3 separate regions of the Mus musculus genome follow, and regions 1 and 3 are each linked to region 2. A link is a contact called in ENCODE Hi-C or POLR2A ChIA-PET data. All regions are on one chromosome and are shown on one strand. The core of a region is the stretch at or near the end of the contact, and the rest is flanking DNA. Distances in the headings are between cores, read along the strand shown.

Region 1 (3,499 bases), core at 695-3,194, 39 kb after region 2:
CAGGCTACCATACCAGAGATTGAGTGGCAGCAGCCAGACACAAAACACTTCACTTGGCAGGAAGTGTCCCCAACAGGGACAGCCACAAATGGAGCTGCCAGGGCCTTGAGGACAGTGGAGCATGATTGATAGGAGGGACTCTCTTAAAGAGATAGAATGCTTCCAAACTAGATAGATATAGGCAGGGTTGCTCTGTAAATGTGCTTTAAAAACAAACACAAAACAGCGAGTAAAAACTGGATACTCTATTGTAAGTTTCATTCCAATTTGTTAAAAGTGATCTTTTTTGTTGTTTTTTGTTTTGTTTGTTTGTTTGTTCGTTTGTTTTTTCGAGACAGGGTTTCTCTGTGTAGCCCTGGCTGTTCTGGAACTCACTCTGTAGACCAGGTTGGCCTCGAACTCAGAAATCCACCTGCCTCTGCCTCCCAAGTGCTGGGATTAAAGAGGTGCATCACCACCACCCAGCCTAATTTTTATTTTGATTATATTTTCAGCAGCATATGCATATCTGAGTGAGGGTGAGGCCAGAAGCAGGAAGAGGGTGTGGAATCCCCTGGCCCTGGAGTTGCAAGCAGTTGCAAACCACCTGATAAGGATTCTGGGAACAGACCACCGAGTCATCTCTCCAGCCCCTCTGTTTACTTCTAAAGACAGTGTCTTGTAGTCCCTACTTTCTTCCAAGTGTCCACATTCCCATTGCCTCACCCTCTGAATTGATGACAGTGACGGCAGGCCTGTGTTATTGTGCCTGATTTGTTCAGATATATACACATTGAGAAGATGGCTCAGTGGATAAGAGCACCAGCATTTCTGCTCTTGCAAAGGGTAGAGTTTCAGTTCTCAGCATCCACACAGTGGCTAGTAACCATCTGTAACTCCAGTTCCAGGAGCCTAGAAGCCCTCCTATGACTTCCACAGATACCTGACATGCACAGACATACATACATGTAGGCAACACACTCATACACCTAAAACAAATGATGATGATGATGGTGATATTTTAATAAACAGCTACTAGAAGCTTGGTCCTCAGGGCGACAGGAAAATGCCTGTCTATGCCATAGGTGCAGTTTCCAGGGTCAGGCACTCTGTGAATCAAGATCTCCATCCTTGGGCTTTGTGACCCTGCCTGAGTCCAAGCAAGACTCAGAGCTTCATCTCCTGACATCTCCTCGGTTGCCCTCCCACAATTTTTTTTTTTTTTTAAAGACAGAGTCTCTATAGGTAGCCCTGACTGGCCTAGAACTAGCTATGGAGACCAAGTTGGGCCCCACTTCCCCGTACTCACAGTTTGCCCGCCTCTATCTCCTGGGCTCTGCCTACTTCTCCGACTCTCCAAACACCGCCCCACCCATCCAAACGGCGGGGCAATTCACGCCCCCTCCCAGACAAGTCTATTTCCAGGCCCCGACCCAAGACCACAACCCACCTGCGTTCTCCGCTCAACCAAACCCCACCTCTCCTCCCCAACACCTGTCAGAACTAGAGCCCTCCTACCTCTGCCTTGCAAGACTCCCTTTCTGGTCCCTTCACCCTGGGGACCCCACCCATCATCGTCCACAGGACTCAGACCCCGATGTTGGGATGTCCCTGAGGCCCGTCCTCTTAAGTCCGCCCTTCAGGAGCCTTCTTAAGCTCCGCCTTAGCCACGCCCCTTCCCACTCATCACATAGACCACGCCCCTCTTAAATTTTGCTTGTTCAACCCCGCCCCTCGTCTCCCGGTTCACCTAGGGGCTAGGCTCCACCCCTCTACAGGGGTGGAGCCCCCTCGGGATCTCCTAGCATGGCCCCTCCCAGACCAACCCCACAAAACCCCAGTTCCTCCTTCCCCAGCACACCCGGGGGAGGCGCCCTCGGCCGACGCGCAGTAAAAGAACACTTTCTCCCAAGTTTTTGCTCATTTTCCACGACCTATCTGGTACCAGCACTCGAGCCCCGGTGGCGTCCATACCCCAGGACTCCCGAACGCCTACTGCCGCCTCCCTCCATCCAAGGCCCGCGCCATGGGCCGTTCCTACGGAGGTCGGGTACTGGCCGCGATGACCCTACTGGGCATCCCGGCCGCGGTGCTGGTCGCGCTGGCTGCGCAGCTGCTGTTCCAGCTCCAGGCAGGGCGCGCGGAGCTTCGGCGCGTACGCACCGACGGGCTGCACCCGGAGCTGGACCCCGATGCCGGGCTACCTGAAGCTGCGGCTGGGGCATTGCTGCCGCTGGCGACCGCGCTGGCCGCGCTGGCACAGGTCCTCGGGCTTAGCTGCTTGCTGCTCGCCGCGCTCTGTGGTCACCTGGGCGCCGAGTTGGCACGCGGGCCGGGGCCGGGCAGGTAGGATACCACCGCCTCTACCTACAGAGAGGGAAACTGAGACTCCGAGAGCACACCGGTTTCTCGGGGTGATACTAACAGGGCCTCAGCGCGCCCCCTTCTTCCTGCGCTGGTGCTTCCCGTGTATGGGGGCGGGGGACACATGTCAGTCATCGGAGCTGCACCCCAACCTCGAGGCTTTCCTCTCTGAAGCGGGGTTCAGGAAGGGCGGGACTGACAGTTGTGGATACGCAGCAAGCCGCAGCCTGGTCACCTGCTCAAGACTCTGAGCTCGGTGGTGCAGGTGTAGGGACTCTACTTGGAACAGTGGGGATGCGATGAGATGCTCTCGTTGAGTCAACCACACCCTTGTCCCAACTTTGACCCTCCACTGTGTAAGGAAGTCTGGTGCTGGTTGGAAATTGGTAGATTCAAGCAAATGAGTGGTGGGTGCGTGGATAGATGGGGGTAGGGGTACATGCGGTGATGTTACAGCTGGATGACTGGCTAGGTAGGTAGGCAGGTGGAGGGCTGAGACTCTAAACTTTGGTTTCTGGTGTCACTGGGTCACTGTCCCCCTTCCTGCCCCCCCACCCCCACCCCAGGTCGGACTGGTTTCTGTATGACTGCCGCCTCCTCAGGCACTCAGCGCTTGGCCTGTTCTGCTGTGGGGTCTCCGTCTACTTAGCAGGTAGTGTGTGATGGGGGGACAAGGGACCTGGGGCAGGGTGCACACAGATCTCTGGACCAGTAGCCTGAGTTCAGGCAGTTGCCCCAACACTTTCTCTTGGATATGTTTCTCTTACTCTGTGCTTTAGTTTCCCCATAATTGAAGAGTGGTGAGTAGATCATTATATATACAAGAGTTGGTGCTTAGAGTGAACAGAGGGTTCTCTGTTAATGCTCATTATGTATCATTATTACTACTTATCTTGTAGGCCCAACTGGCCTGGGAGTTGCCTTGTAGCCAAGGCTGACATTGAACGTCTGATCTTGCTTTCATCTCCCAAACCTTGGGAGGAGAGGTGTGTGTGGTGTCTGTGTGTGCAGTGCCTACAGAGGTCAGAGACTACAGATTCCTTGGAAACTGCAGCAGCAGACAGTTCAGAATCATGAGGTGCTGGGACCCGATCCCATGTCCTCTGCAAGAGCAGCCAGTGCATTTAACCTCTGAGAGCCACATCCCAGCCCCCAA
Region 2 (3,523 bases), core at 443-2,942:
GGGAATTCACTTCCCCAAGCCTCCTCAGCCTGCCTCCACCTCCAGAGCGTCCCGGTCCACCTGTGCAAAGGTCCTGTGGTCAGCCCTCCCCAGCCCCACACCCACAGTCTCATGTCAGCACCACTGAGAATGCAAGAGAGACAACTACAGCTGGGTGCCTGGCAGGTAGCCTCATCCTTGGTGGTACTCACTTTGGTGTGGGACAGCTGGCATCCGGCTGGGTCCTGGGGTCCCAGCTCCTGGGAAATGTGTCTGAGCACAGCTGCAGCCAGCTGCCTACGGTAACAGGGCAGGAAGGTCCTCAGCATGCCATTCACCTGACCTGTAGTGAGAAAGGATCAGCAATGGGACCAGGACACCTGCCTGTCATCCCAGGACCAGCTGGCTCACTGGAGTAGCCAGAACTGGTGAGTGCCAGCATAGACCATGCCTCAGTGAATAAGGTGGAAAGCAGTCTTAGGACAGCTGATGTTAATCACTGGCAAGCACATGTACACACACAAAAGCCTTTCTTCCAAATATGTTGCTGCAAGCCGGGCGTGGTGGCGCACACCTTTAATCCCAGCACTCGGGAGGCAGAGGCAGGTGGATTTCTGAGTTCGAGGCCAGTCTGGTCTACAAAGTGAGTTTCAGGACAGCCAGAGCTATACAAAGAAACCCTGTCTCAAAAAAACAAAACCAAAAAACCAAATATGTTGCTGCATCTCAGGAGAATGAGGCCCAGAGAGGGCAATTTATTCACCCAGTGGCACACAGCAAATACAAGTGGTGGTCAATCCTGGGACTTGGAGAGATTACTCAGCAGCACATGCAGGGTTTTGCATGGGCTGTTCCCCTCCCCAAATGCTGTTCTCATACTCACTGTAACCACACACCCTCCTCCAGCCTGGTCTAGCCACCTCCCTTGGGGACATCCACCAAGTCCTGCTGGTCTAGACACTCTCCCAGGTCAAGGTGTGGGACAGGACAGGGAGCTGAAGCTCAGCCTGGCCTTGGCTAAGCCTTAGTCAAGTCCCAGTGTCCATGCAGACAGACTTCCCAGCCTCAGAGACCACCTGACCGTGCCCTTACCCCCAACCTCAGTGGGGCCCTAGCTTCCACTAACAAATCAAAAACTTCACATTTCACTTTGTTTTGTCTTGAGACAGAGTTGCATATAGCCCAGGCTGTCTTGGAACTCACTCTTTAGGCCAGTCTGGCCTCAAACTCCCAGAGATCTGCCTGCCTGTGCCTCCCAAGTGCTCGGATGGCAGGTGTGTAACACTGTATCCAGCTACTTGGATTTCATTTAAATCTGGAGCCCTCCAGAGCCAGGCAGGATGGAGTGTGCCTTTGATCTCTCTGAGTTCGAGGCCAGCCTGGTCTACAGAGTGAGCTCCAGGACAGCCATGGCTACGCAGAAAAACCCTGTCTCGAAAAACTGAACAAAAAAATCTGAAATCTTCCAACACAAGCCCACCCCTGACAAGACCAGAGACAGTTAAAATAATGAACCCTGTATTGGCACCAGGAGCACATGCCAGCATTGGCCTCGCATGCAATGGCAGCATGACTTGACCCTGACCTGTCTGCTTACCCTGAAGCTGCTGCCGCTGCCGTCTACCCAGGGGGCAGGAAGGCTGTGCCCCCATCCTGCCACCATACAGAGCTGTCCTGGGTCCCTCTGCTCAGGATACTGGATGGCAGCTGAGTGGCCCAAGTGCCAGGAGGGTACATATGGCCATCTGGTACCACTCTCCACCCCTCCTGTCTGCACCTGCCTCCTCCTGGCCTCAAGGGACAGGCTGGACCAAGACTGGTGGTTTCTGTCAGGGGTAGTGGGGACAGCCCCAGGGGAGACCCAGGGAGTGTGAGAAAAAAAACAACGCCCTGGCACAGATGGATGGGTGGGGCACATCTCTGCCATCCCAGCACTCAGAAAGCAGAGGCAGGGGGATGGGGAGTTTAGGCCATGGAGGCCAGCCTGGGCTACATGAAGTCCTATCTCTGAAAGCCAAAGGAATGGGTTGCTGACTGAACAAATGAATGAGCAAGGAGTAGGTTATCAGTATGGAGGGACACCACACACACACACACACACACACACACACACACACCCATCCCCATGTAGCCTGCTTCCTTACATGTAGGCACCTTCCTTTTCTTTTCCCTTTCCAGAGGCTGGAATGTGATGGCTGGAGTGTAAGTGGCCACCTTGAAGCATGAGGCAGGTCCTATGCATCAATGGCAAAGCAGTAAATTCCCCCTTGAGAAAGGGACACAGCGCTCACATGGGGTCCTCATGCCTATGTCCCTTTCCTTTCTCAGGGTGTCTCAGCCTCTGCTTGGCTGGTGCGTGGGTGGCACCTGCTCTTGTAGAAGTCCCCAGGATTTTCCACTGTGTCTTTTGCTGGCTTCTGCCCCAGCCTATCCTACTTCCTCTTTGCCACAGCTGAGGAGCCCTCAGGGACCAGACATCTAAAGAAAGTTCACATTTGTGGTTCTGGCCCCGCCCTTCTGGCCTACCTGCCAAGTCGGTTCTGGGAGGCTTCAATTCCTACCTCCTGCCTGGCTTGCATTACCTTGGTGAGGGGATGTTCCCTCAGACAAGCCCACCAGCCTCTCCAACTAGGTCCTTGGAACTGGCAGGGTCAGGACAATGATGCACCGACCCACTTCATGCTCCAAGCTGGCTGCTTATACTCCAGTCTCTGGACCCACATCCCAGTCTTTATAAGCGGCAAGAGAAAAAACTGTCTAAGGGAGAAAGCATCCCAAGAGTCACCCCAGACACTTCTCCCATCGGTAGGGGGCCCTGTGACAACATCAGGAGAACCTTATCAGGTAGCTCACCCTGCTCAAGGCTCCGAACAAGCTTGCAGGAGACAGTGCATCCTCAGGGGGCCATGAAGGCTCTGGCTGAGGCCCCAGGTGAACCCTTCTCTTCACCATGGCTAGAACACAAGCAGTCACTCGGGACCGCAAGGAGCCTGGTACCTGTGAGTTAGTTCTGACCCTTGGAGCAGAGAATGTGGCCAGACTTGGAACAGAGCATACACTGCCGGGCCAGAAGTCCAGGCCACGCTTCTCTGATCCGTGTGTATGCTCTGCTCTGTTGTCCCTCCCCCAACAAGAACCACAGAAACAATAGTTCCAGCAAAGCTGTTTAATCCGCAGCTAGTCCGCTCCCACAACACCCGAAGTGCCCACGGCGTGCATGGCGCACCCCCTACAATGTGGAATGCTTCTCGAAGGGCACAGACAGCAGCCGGGCAGCTGCCTCGTCCAGGAACCAGCAGAGGGCGCCCGTGCGCGGCTGCACCAAGGCGGCGGGCAACGTGCCCTCCTTGTCCTCCAGGATGCGCTGTGTGCGAGACCAGGACCTGCCTCAGAGGCCACGCAGAGCAAGTTGGGGCTCACACTGGTCTGTTCGGTCTGGGGACAGGGGACCCGGGACCCACGGAACCTTGCTCTGCGCTCCGCCTCGCACACCGTGGGATCCAAAGCTTCGAGGTGTGGAATTGGATTTGGTTTTTGTTTTTAT
Region 3 (3,424 bases), core at 789-3,288, 37 kb before region 2:
GGGAGGCGTGGAGGGTGCTCAGGAGGGCCCCCTGCTTTGCACTGGAGCACAGGTGGGTGCAACAAGGGAAACTGAGGCTCAGACAGGTAGGCTCTGGTAACTCCAGCTCACAGCCTCAGGGAACCCTAAGACTACAGGGCTGTAGTGCAGCAGAAGCCGCTCACTGAGCACTCACGGGGCCAGACTGTGACTTTTGTCCTGATGTGTGTGTGAGGGCCTGGTTTCCATCCCCAGCAGGACAGAATAGCACAGAGTGACAGCCTGAAGTCTCAAAGCCAGGTGGTGTTTCCAAACATCCTCTGCTAAACAGGCCAACCATAGCCCTGGGCCATCCTAGCTGGTGGAGCCAGCTTCCCTCCCACAAGTTACTAATTAGCATGGAGATACCAGGCCCAGAAAAGACTAGGCCTGAGGTCTTGCAGTTCAGTGGAGAATCTGAGGATGGGACCCATTCTGCCAGGCATTACCTGTGATGAGACCAAGACAGCAAACAAGACATCAAGGAATTACACATTCTTTCAAGGCCATAGGGTGGCTGTGACCACCATCTAAAGGGGTAGCAGTTTCAGAGGGGTTAAGTCACCTATCCAGGGCTGCATAGCCTGGCTGGAGTTTTCACCAAGACCTGCCTGGCTCTGCATAGCCATAGTTGGCATCTGGTGGGCATCTTGGGGAGAGGGGAAGTGTATGCAGATGCCAGTATGTGAGGAGTCTTCCTGATGCTCAAAGAGTCCTCCACACCACCCCCAGGGGTGACCAGGGGAAAGGAAATTCCCCCAAGGTGGGTCCCTGAATGCCCAGCCTGGCTCAGGACCCATTGCCACTAACAAGCCCATCTCTGTCCTCCCTCATCACGCCACACATGGACAGGCGGCCACATGCCTGTTTCTCTTATGTCTTCCAGTTGTGAGGTCATGGTGGGTATGACAGGGTGGGCAGTCTTCCCAGAGAACCGGGCTTCTCCTGCAACAAGGTGCCATGTGCCCCTGGATCTCACTGGAGCTCCTGATCCTGCTGTCCATGGGTCTCAAGCATTGCTTGAACCTTTGGACAGGAACCAAGTTGGCAGTTGGGTTTGGGTCACTCAGGATGGGGAACTATTTAGAAAACGCACACTCTCACCCGAGCTACCTGCTGTTTTCCACAGGGGACACAAATGATCTTCAATGCTGCCAAGGAGCTGGGCCAGCTGTCCAAACTTAAGGTGAGGGGGCAGAAGCTCTCAGGAGAAAGACTAGGAACAGATCAACAGGCAAAAATCCCTGCTCCCAGACCTGAATCCCACTTAAAATGTCCTTGAGTATAATGGATCAAGGATACAGATCACTTGATCCACAGCATGGAAAGCAAAGGCTCACAGTGTAAAAGCTTTGCCCACCTAACCTCTCCCTGCCATCCCCACAGGATCACATGGTGCGGGAAGAAGCCAAGAGCTTGACCCCGAAGCAGTGTGCTGTTGTTGAACTGGCCCTGGACACCATCAAGGTAAGGGAGGGGCTACAGAGGGTTTTAAGAGAGGGCATGAGAAAGTGGGATTTGAGGAATGCATAGGAATTTACAAAGTAAAGTATATGGGTAGCGAGCAGGGAGTAACTTTCCATCTGTGCATACAGTAAATACAGTGGTCCTGGGGCAGCTGTGGCCTGGTGAAGATGGGGAGGGTGAGAGGTGCTGGGAGCCATCTGAAGCCTCACTGTGTCCACCCTCAGCAATACTTCCACGCGGGGGGCGTTGGCCTCAAGAAGACCTTCCTGGAGAAGAGCCCGGACCTCCAGTCCCTGCGCTACGCCCTGTCGCTCTACACGCAAGCCACCGACCTGCTCATCAAAACCTTCGTGCAGACGCAGTCAGCGCAGGGTAAGGGAATCTGGTGCTTTCTTCCCGAGCCAACCAGAGTCTCCCCGCCCAGCCGCAGGCTCCTCCCCTGAATGACTGACAGAACTCCATGGGGGCGGGGCATCCGACATCTAGGCACCAAAGGTGATTCTTTCAAGACAAAGAAACAAGGGGTGATGGGCAGCCGTTGGAGGGAACCTCACTGACTCCAGAAGCCAGGATTTTAAAGCTTCCAGGGCAACGGAGTGACTGTCATTGAGGGGCGGGACCTGGTTGTCCGCTCTGGGGCAGGACTTCTATGGTACTCTTAGAATAAGAGAAAATTGACAGCTCTAGGTGAAATCTGATGTCATGGATTCAAAGCGTGGCTTCCTCCTTGGGGGCGGGGCCTCTGCGCTAAGTCAAAGATGTGGAATGATTGACAGGTCTAGGAGGTTCAAGGATCTGGCCCTGGGAGTTGTGGGGACCTGGGAGGTGCTGGGCCTCAGGTCTCCCCGATCCCTCTGTCTGTCTGTGTTGCTTCTGTCCCCGTCCCTCTGAGCTCTCTCCATGCAGCAGCTGAGGCCACAGGGCAGGGGTCCAAGGTCCTAGTATCTCTCTCTCTCTCTCTCTCTCTCTCTCTCGGGACCCCCGTTCAGAATTACCCCAAAGGTGCCATCTGGGCAGAGGTTGGTGACCTCAGGCTTTGTTCTTGTGGTGGAACGAGGGAGGTTGTTATCCATGGCCCCCAACCCCGCACAGCGGGTGGAGCCCAAGCCTCAGTTTCCTCTCCTGTTCTTGTTGCTTTTGGTGTCCCTAGTGTTCCCGGAGTGGGAGGCTGTCTGTCTGTCCGTCCGTCTGCACTGACGTTTCTTTCTCTCTCCCCTTCTCTCTCTCTCTTTCTCTCTCTCTCTCACTCTCTCATTCTCTCTTGCTCTCTCTCTTGCTCTCTTGTTCTTCCTGTCACTCGCTGCCCCCTTTCTGCGCCTCCCCCCCCCGCCCCCCCCCCCGCCACGTACACTCCTCCCTCCTCTCCTCCTCCCTCCCTGTCCATCCTGGTCAGTCCATGGTGGAAAAGGGACTAGGTTTACCCTTAGTGAAGACGTTTGTCCTGAGATGGGTACGTGCCTGCGCCGCCCGCCACCCGCACGCGGTGCCCGGTGCCTGCGCCCTTCCCCCTGCCCGGCTAGTAAGACCCCGGCCTTCCCGCACGGGGGCGCCATGTCCTCGCACATGGGGAAGGGCGGCTTGCTGGCTCCACCCAGGGAAGGAGTCCCCATCCCTTTCTCCCAAGACACACGCATCCCAGGCTGGGCCTGCGGCTTCCATTCCCAGAAAAGCACAAGAAAACTAAACAATGAAGTGTGCTCAGATCCTAAGTCAGCCATTCTGCAGCCAGCCTCCTCCCTGACTGTTCTGTCCCCTGGAAAACAGGGATAGTCAAGATGGACATTTCCAGGTGTGCCTGATGGCACAGGCCTGTGGTCCCTGTACTTGGGAAGCAGTGATAGGGGGATCACATGTTCCCACCAATCTTAGTCAAATACCCGCCCCCATCCAAAAAGAACTTGCATCCTGTCCAGTCTTCCCACAGGCACCTGAGGTTTCC

What was found. A loop is a pair of places that touch in the nucleus more often than their neighbours do. ChIA-PET counts read pairs that join two places held with the same protein, here RNA polymerase II (POLR2A).
Region 1: a loop to region 2 is called in a map of gastrocnemius, with 8 times the contacts of the local background. The contact joins the promoter of Tmem221 here to the promoter of Niban3 in region 2. A Hi-C loop is called at or near these places in 23 of 37 maps with a recorded cell type or tissue (Patski, T-helper 1 cell, T-helper 17 cell and 8 more). POLR2A ChIA-PET finds 5 or more read pairs at or near these places in 4 of 5 experiments (Patski and embryonic stem cell).
Region 3: a loop to region 2 is called in a map of heart, with 1.8 times the contacts of the local background. The contact joins the enhancer-like site here to the promoter of Niban3 in region 2. A Hi-C loop is called at or near these places in 5 of 37 maps with a recorded cell type or tissue (gastrocnemius, heart and v-Abl transformed pro-B cells). POLR2A ChIA-PET finds 5 or more read pairs at or near these places in 4 of 5 experiments (Patski and embryonic stem cell).

The regions. Positions count from the first base shown.
Region 1 is chr8:71,557,316-71,560,814 of GRCm38, reverse strand. Tmem221 (transmembrane protein 221) reads left to right here and starts at 1,944. Exons shown (of 4, transcript NM_001100462.1): 1 at 1,944-2,325; 2 at 2,910-2,995. The coding sequence starts at 2,006. Nxnl1 (nucleoredoxin-like 1) reads left to right here. Exons shown (of 2, transcript NM_145598.2): 2 at 1-260.
Region 2 is chr8:71,595,877-71,599,399 of GRCm38, reverse strand. It overlaps Niban3 (niban apoptosis regulator 3), which reads right to left and starts at 1,692. Exons shown (of 15, transcript NM_001384129.1): 1 at 1,577-1,692; 2 at 192-322. The coding sequence starts at 1,631. Pgls (6-phosphogluconolactonase) reads right to left here. Exons shown (of 5, transcript NM_025396.3): 5 at 3,133-3,343. The coding sequence ends at 3,209.
Region 3 is chr8:71,632,950-71,636,373 of GRCm38, reverse strand. It overlaps Unc13a (unc-13 homolog A), which reads left to right. Exons shown (of 44, transcript NM_001029873.2): 39 at 1,148-1,204; 40 at 1,405-1,485; 41 at 1,710-1,857. Among named protein-coding and RNA genes, the nearest start is that of Mir6769b, 3.6 kb to the right of the region's middle. Within about 2 kb of position 2,038, at least 1 of the 3 ENCODE cell types and tissues checked has a DNase peak (open chromatin) inside an H3K27ac peak, as active enhancers do; it is heart, where a contact is called at or near this core.